2 separate regions of the Mus musculus genome follow, and region 2 is linked to region 1. Evidence: chromatin contacts called from ENCODE Hi-C or POLR2A ChIA-PET data. All regions are on one chromosome and are shown on one strand. Each heading gives the region's core, a stretch centred on a gene start or an enhancer-like site at or near the end of the contact. The rest is flanking DNA. Distances are from core to core; before and after follow the strand shown. Region 1 holds the start of Pip4p1 (phosphatidylinositol-4,5-bisphosphate 4-phosphatase 1). Region 2 has its middle 21 kb from the start of Pnp2.

Evidence for each region. A loop is a pair of places that touch in the nucleus more often than their neighbours do. ChIA-PET counts read pairs that join two places held with the same protein, here RNA polymerase II (POLR2A).
Region 2: a map of heart shows a loop between it and region 1 (2.2-fold over the local background). The contact joins the enhancer-like site here to the promoter of Pip4p1 in region 1. A Hi-C loop is called at or near these places in 2 of 37 maps with a recorded cell type or tissue (Patski and heart). POLR2A ChIA-PET finds 5 or more read pairs at or near these places in 3 of 5 experiments (Patski and embryonic stem cell).

The regions. Positions count from the first base shown.
Region 1 is chr14:50,928,693-50,932,699 of GRCm38, forward strand. It overlaps Pip4p1 (phosphatidylinositol-4,5-bisphosphate 4-phosphatase 1), which reads right to left and starts at 2,157. Exons shown (of 7, transcript NM_001033271.5): 1 at 1,921-2,157; 2 at 1,442-1,632; 3 at 892-998; 4 at 510-615; 5 at 314-366; 6 at 129-219. The coding sequence starts at 2,083.
Region 2 is chr14:50,975,062-50,979,068 of GRCm38, forward strand. It overlaps the pseudogene Gm8518. Among named protein-coding and RNA genes, the nearest start is that of Pnp2, 21 kb to the left of the region's middle. Within about 2 kb of position 1,735, at least 1 of the 3 ENCODE cell types and tissues checked has a DNase peak (open chromatin) inside an H3K27ac peak, as active enhancers do; it is heart, where a contact is called at or near this core.

The sequences.
Region 1 (4,007 bases), core at 907-3,406:
ACTGCCTGTATTCTTTGATTACAGGGACAGAACCCAACACCAGCTCTCTCACCATTCTTTAAGGTATCACCTTCTCAAATCTTAGCCTGTGATGAGGCTGGTAAGAGGTTTGCATTGAGGCTACTCACAGCAAGGCCAGTGGCAGTGACTGCCAAGAGTAAACCAAGCAAGAAGCAGCAAATACATCTCTTCCTAGGATATCGTCTCCCAATAGATGACCTGTGGGGAGCCAATAGAAACTGATATTTGGAATAGCCCTGTTGATTTTATGCCACCCACCACCCAGTCACCAGTACAATCCCTAACCACTTACACTTTTCTGCAGTGAGGGCATCGTGCCAAGGTTCGGTCTGTGAATTCTGTCCACTATGGAAAAAGAAGAACAGCCATAGAAAGAAGGCTCTCCTCCATGAGAACCCGAAAGCAGGGGGGAGGAGGAAATTCTTTTCAGGATTTACTACTATTCCTAGTACTTGCCTCCTCCAGGGTTTCCCAATATCCCTCCTCACCAGAAACGTGTTCTTGCAATGTCCACAGATGACCCTGACACCCATTGGCTGTGGCTCTGGACTCAGAGGTCCTGGATGCACAGGCCCTAGGTTGATGATTCTTTTGCTATACAGGGGGAAAAGTATGTTTTTAAAATTCTTAGTTCTATTTGGATCTGATGACACACTGCATCCCAGCACTTAGGAGGTGTAGGCAGGATGACTAGACATTCAAGGTGCTACTACACAGGCCTTCCTGCCTCCACTTCTCAGGTGCTGGGATTGAACACAGGCATGCACCACCTTGCCCAGCTCTAGATTTTTGTTTGTTTTTTTGTTTGTTTGTTTCCCTATTGCTTTACAACTTTCCTTACATATGGCCTTCTCTTCTTAGGTCTCTTACCAGTAGGGCCGAGGGCAGGCAATCCGCTGAGAAGTCACTTTGCAGATAAGGAGACAATTACAGGGGCATCGGACATACTTCTTTCCTGGAGGTGCATTCTTGATGGGCTAGAGAACAATGAATAAAGGAACAATGGGCATTTCAGCAGAGAAGCCCATTATCCCAGTCCTCTGCAAGGACATTACTGAGAAAGAGAATCAGACATTTGAGATATACAAATGTTGCCAGCAGAGTAGAGTGTGCCTGTGAGACTGGGGCAGGAAGATTGCAGAGTCTGATGGGAACCCGGGTCATTGTGAGATCGTCTCAGAAAAGCAGAGAACCCCAAAATACAAAAATCAAAAGCAACTGCAACAACTGCCAGTGAGAACTACACTTCAGGTCCAGGAAAGATCAAAAAGTGAGAGCTTGGTGAACGTTATTTTTAGTGAGTGGCTTCTAAAGAAATGGCTGCTGCAAGATGCAGGAACTGAAAGTTTCATGAACAGGGTGTTGAACCAGAAAGAGGATCCAGGAAACAAGGCCCATTCTGCAGATAGTTATAACTCACAGTGGCTTCGTTGCAGACACCACATTTGACTACATGCTGATGCATCTTGCCTTCCACGTTGATCGGAGACTGACAGACGCGACAGGTAATCATGGGGGCACTCCCACTATCCGGGCTAGTCAAGGGTGAGTAGGGGGGTGGGTCCTCTCCAGGCAACACGGCTGGATGTCCCTCAGGGAACGGGGGAAATGCTACGAAGAGGAAGCAGATAAACCCAAAATCATCATTCGAACACTTCCCACGGATGCTCCACGGACGTGGGGAACCCTCTGAGTAAGCTCGATCCGCTGCTCACAAAAAAAGCGCTCAGATCAGTTTCCTCAAAACCCGCTTTCAGGCCAGGCTTAGGCAGTGATTGCGGACCGAGGATGCCTCGCCCCGTGACAGGTGCCACGGGGCCACACCTGGCGCGGAAGCAGGCTCCGCCCCCTGACCCGATCCGCCCCTAGGCCTGCGTGCACCTCAGACCTCCGGCTTACCCTGGGGCGGGGCATGTTTACCGGCTCCGTACGGAGGTGCGGAGGGCGTCAGGCCTCCACCGGGCCCGGTCGCGCTCCCGCCCGGGCCCGCTAAGCCGTTGCCACCAGCGCCGCCATCGCCGGCCTCGGAGAGCAGCGGGGAGCGCTCTCCGTCTGCCGCCATGGCGACTCCCGCTCGGTCAGCGACCAGCTCCCGCCGCCGCTGCCACCGCCGCCGCCGCCGTCGCTACCGGGTCCCTAAGGCGCCTGCGCGCCGCGTTCGCCCGCAGCCAGTGCCGCCCCGCTCACGTGACAGGCTGGCCCCGCCCCTCTGCGCTGTCATTCGTGGACCTGAAACAGTTCCCGGTTTGTAAGGGAGCGTCCCTTCTCCATTGGAGAGAGACGTGTCACGTCACTGTCACATGGTCTTCCCGTAGCTGCTGAGTCCGTAAACACTGCACGTGACTCGAAGTTGTGCGAGCGATTGGAAGTGGGGCGGTCGCGCTACCTCCGGCCCAGGTGGGCGGCTGCCCCGCACGCGTCACGTGCGCAGCCTGTCGCGTGAGTCGCTCCTCATTGGGCCCAAGTCTCCCGTGGGACGTAACCCTATTGGCCCAAATTTAGCGCCAGAACGTGAGGGCGGCTGCCTTCTGGCTGGCAGGGCTGGTATCCTGGGCCGCGGGAACCGCCCTAAAACCTGGACAAGAATCGAAAAGCCACCGGGAGCTTGAGGGCTTAGCACGCTTGTCTGACTTGGCACAAGGCCCCCGAGTAGTGGTGATGTGGTTGCGTATGCCTGTAAATGCAACACTTGGGGAGATGAGTTAGGAAAGGGAATTCCAGGGTAGCGGAGAGAAACACTGAACTACACAAGGAGGATCAGAATACAAGAGGGCGGGGCACTGGGAAGATGCGTTAGCGGTTAAGGGAACTTTCTGCTCTTTCAAAGGAGCCTAGTTTGAGTCCTAGGGCCGATGCTACCTGTAACTCTACCTCCTGGAGATTGTGCACCCGGCAGCTACATACACGTGGCTTAAGTGCGTGGGCACACACACATATATATAAAATAAAAACGTCCAAAGTTAAAAAAACAGAAGGTCACAGTGTAGGGCTGTAATCCCAGACTATGGAAGATGGAGACAGGAGGATCAGACATTCGGGTTTGGCTAAGAGTTTGAGACCAGCCTGAGCTATATGAAGACTGTCTAAAAGCCTAGTGCGCATGCTGAGTCTGAGGCTGGCTAAAGCAAGAGGATCATGAGTTTGAGTCCGATTTGACTCACAAACGGAAATGAGAGACTGTTCCTGTAGGATGGTTATGGTGATGCTATCTGGTGAACTTAATGGTAACCATGCTGGAAGCCCTAGGTTCCCTTTCAGCGCCTAAAAAAGATAATAATAATAATTTTTTTTTAATTCTGAAAATGTGCTGTACTACCACTGCTACATCCACAGTCTTTAGTTTTGAGACAAGATCCTGGCTTGGAATTTGGTGATTCTTCGCAAACCTCCCGGGTAATTGAGAATACAGGCATTTGCCTCTAAGCATAGCTGTAAAATTATAATTAATTCTACAAGTGTCTCTACAAGGGTTAAGGTTGGAACCAACCTGAAAGCCCCTCTCAAAGCATGTGTGCAAGTGCTGTCTACGGAAGCTGCCATGGGAGAAAAGCAACTAAAACCCCCTACAAATCACAATGGCCAGCCCAGCAAGAGTGGGTTCAATAGTGTGGCACTTCATCTCAAGGGTAACCTGCTGGACTTTAGGCCTGGGATGGTGTGCTTCTGTCAACCTTGTCAACTACTGTGGCTGGTGACGTCATGGGCCCTAGGAGAAAACCCACTGCTGCTGCCCTCCTAAAACACTAAAATTCTGAACAGCATTCTAAATAAATACCTATATATATGTATCCACACGTCTGCCTGCTCCCCCCCCTCACACACACACACACTCTCTCTCTCTCTCAAATACACCATTAAAGAAGCAGCCTTTCCTCAGAGCAGATGGAGGCCACTACAGTGATCCACAACTGATCTAAATACCTCCATTGCTGAAATGAAAATTATCTTTTATTAGTGTCTCTCTCCACCGATGGAAGGGAAGTGCA
Region 2 (4,007 bases), core at 485-2,984, 46 kb after region 1:
GGTGGTGTGTCACTGAGGGTGGGCTTTGAGGTTTTACAAGTCCTTGACAGCTCCAGGTTCACTTTCTCTCTGTTTTCATCTTGCAGATCAGATATAAGTGCTCAGCTACTGCGCGCCAGCGCTGTGCTTGCCTACCTGCTGCTGTCCCTGCCTGCAGCTGTCCCTACCTGCTTCTATCCCTAACTGTTGCTGTCCTTATCTGCTGCAGTCCCTACCCGCTGTTGTTTCCTCCCTGCTGCTGTCCCTGCCTGCTGCTATGCTCTCCACTATTAAAGTCATGGATTAACCCTTTGAAGCTGTAAGCAATGGCAACCTGAACTAAGACAAGGACCCAAGTTCAATCTCTGCACCTCATGGTAGAAGGAAAGAAACAACTGGAGAAAGTTTTCCTCTGATCTCATATGTTCCATGACACACACACACACACCTGCAATCATAAAATGTACACAGGACAACAACAACAACAATAATAAATTTACAAAAGAATTCCAACACAATGAACATTTATTAAGGCCTTGCTCTTTTTCCAGCTTTAAACCCACATTTTCTAAGAATATTACCCTGAATACTATTCTTCATAAAAGTCACTTCCAAATCATTTATACATCTCCAGTGGTTCCTGGCTTTGCTTTATCAGATTATTATTCCATTAGTGACCCCTCTGGAGCCACTCATTAAAAAGAAGTAAGGGATAGAAGAGTGACGGCTTACTGATTAAGGATATTGGTGGTGGTGGCAGTGCAAGCCTTTAATCCCAGCATCAGGAGGCACAAGCAGGTGGATCTCTGAATTCAAGGCCAGCCTGGTCTATAGAGCAAGTTCCAGGACAGCCAGGGCTACACAGAGAAACCCTGTCTCAAAAAACAAACACACACCACCACCACCAACAAAAACAACAAACCAACACAAACAAGCAGCCAAACAAACAACATCAAGAGTAGTGGCTGCTCCTCCAGAGAATAAGGGTTTGGGTTCCAGCTCCTCCATGGTGGTTCACAACAGTCCAGTTCTAGGGAATCCAATCAGCGCTCTTTCCTGGCTTCTGGAGGCACCAGGCAAGTTCTTGTTGTATAGACGTACAAAATACCCATAAACATAAAATAAAATCACACACGTGCATATGTGCACACAAAGTACGAAGGGGAGAAAAAAAATCCTAGCAGCCTTTTCAGATGTCATTTGAAAGCCACCAAAATGGCACACATAGTCACTGCTAAGACATTTATGGCAGCTCTCCCTTGAGACGCTCCTGCCCACACTTGAGAATACCTTATTGTTTCCCCAGGCATGTTGCTTTCTCTCAACATCCACGTTTAGAATCTGAGATTTAAAACATCGTTTACTAGACTGCAACTTATTTGAGAAGCGCATGTCCACGCTCTCATCATGCCTAAGGACTCTTCCTCTGACTGCTCCCCTCCCTCCATTTGAAATAACAGCCCCTTTCATACTGACTCGTCCTAAATTCTGCCCCACCATCTCTTTGAACCAAGGATCCAGTTTTGCTCAAGACCCCTAAAAGATTAAGAAAGCTTCTCAGGCTGCTGTGTGACAGTGTGGAGCTGTACCTCTGGCCCTGATACTGCTCGTATGAGAGGCACAATGCATAAAGTTGTAAGTCGAACTGTGTGCGGAAAGCCTGTGCTATGCAAACGAGCCCAAGGGGATGGTACAAACTGGCCGGACAGTTTTCAGGAAGGAACTCTGAAATCAAGCAGTTCTGATTCTTAAACTTGTCCAGAGATCAGAAGTGTACTTAGTTATGTCTTAGAGGCAAAGCATTCCAGAAGAGAGCGCCCTAGTCCCGTGTCTGATTTCTTGTTATCCTCCTCTTTGCCTTTTACACAACAGAAGTGAGCACAAAAGGCCCCTGCCTCCGGTCTCCTACCCCACCCCCTCCCCCTCAGCCTGGAAACTATTTGTGAGGATCTGACTGAAACGGAGAGGCTCCTGGACACCTTGCTGGTGTGTCAGCTGTCCCGATGAGCTGCTTCTGTACCTCACCCTGTTTCTGCCATCACTCCTGTAAAAACGGTCCTGTTAGCTTTCGAGGAACTGGCTTCTCTTGGATAGGCGCTGTGCCATCTTTACTTCTCTTAAGTTCTTGTCTGTAAAATCTTATGATAAAATTCCTTTCTAAACTTGCCTCACAGACAACAGTGAATTTTACTCTTGGAGCTGGTGAGATAAGGAGAAGTCACTGGGGTCTCTGCCATTCTCAAAGATCCCAATTTCCCCCATTGTACATGAACCAACACTTTTCTCTTTTTTCTTGTCTTCTCCTTTCCTCCTCCTCCTCCTCCTCCTCCTCCTCCTCCTCCTCCTCCTCCTTCTTCTTCTTCTTCTCTCTCTCTCTCTCTCTCTCTTTCAGACAAGGCCTAAGCTGTTGGAATTAAAGGCATGCACTACCATGTGGGGCATGGATCAACCATTATATATTTTCCTGATTAAACTTTGCCTTCATCATCTTCCTCTTTATGCCCTCTGAACTCTGAATCAAGGGTACTCGGGCACCAGTCTCCATCTCTCCTCTCCAACATAAGCCTCTTTCACTTCTCCCAGGACTGTACTGAAAACTCATGAAAAGACGCCAAGCCTGCAAACTGATTGACCGATTAGAACTGTAGAGAGATCAGAATGTTGCAGGTCCAGGGGGCTCATTACCTTAGCTTGGGCTAAGTTCTAGCTACCACCCCAACCTCCAGAACAGCATTCCTTACCCACCTCTGTCTGAACTAATGACATGTTGCAACTAGCAAAAAAAAAAAAAACAACTTTAGAACTCTATTAACTTAGCAGACCACTAGCTTCCACCAACCCAAAAGCTAAGAATGTGGGTGGAAAGATTGCTCAGCAGTTAAGAGCGAACACTGACTGCTCTTCCAGAAGTCCTGAGTTCAATTCCCAGCAACCACATGGTGGCTCACAGCCACCTGTAATAGGATCTGATGCACTCTTCTGGTGTGTCTGAAGACACAAAATGTACTCATATAGAAAATAAATAAATCTTAAAAAAAAAAAAAGCTAAGAATGTCATCAGATAGATCTTGTGTTCACAGGAAAGCTTCTCTCATCTCTTTGTGCCTATCTCTCTGCTGTCCCACCAATGTGTTTTTTTTTTTCCTACTAAATAGAGGTTTATTTGCAGAAGTTGAAAAAAGCTCAGTTTGCATACATATGTACAGATCCCAGCTTTGAGCCACTCGGGGTGGTGGGCACCCTTGGGCGATGAACAGGTCACACCAACAGAAACTGAGACTCAGTAGGTTGGCTCAGTTCTCAAGACCCAGAAGTACTGGCCAGCCTAACCCCCTCCCTGCCTGAGACCATCTTCCCACAGGATGTGTGTGCTGAACAGATCAGATGGGACACGGAGAACTTGTCAGTCAGAGTTACAAGCCTCTTGTCCGGTGGTGGCGTCCACTGCAGAGGCCAGGCTGTCCTCTTGGCCTTTTAGCCGCTCACAGATCAGCTCTGCAATGGTTCTCTGGGTCCGCTTTTCTAGCTTCTCTAGCTTCTTGGCCACATCTCTCTTGAGATCCCAATCAGGTTTCCGGGGTGCCAAGTTGGCCAGGTCCACTTCCTCAATGACAGGCTCTGGCTTGGCTGCCTCCAGCTGCTCCTTCACCTTCTCCTCCACTGCCACTGGTTTGGCCTGGGGGACCCGCCTCCTCTTCAGGTCTTCATCCTCTGGGACATAGTTCCTGAGCCTGAGTCCCCTGTGCTTCCCAACTTCCTCTCCCTCTTCTCTGAGCTGCTTGGTCTGTGGCTCCCCATCTTCCCTGTCCTTGCGCCCGGTTTTCTCCCGGAGGGCCTTCAGCCGTTCTTTCCGCCTCTTCCTCTAGGCGGCCCACACCGGCAGGAGCAGCCGCCATCTTTTCGGAGGCCCCCCACCTCCCCCACCAATGTGTTTTAAACTTGCTTTGATTTAAGGCTTTCTTTGATCTGTGAAACTATAAAACTTCATGAAACTGTTTCCACATTGGAACATGGAATTTGGGGGTGAC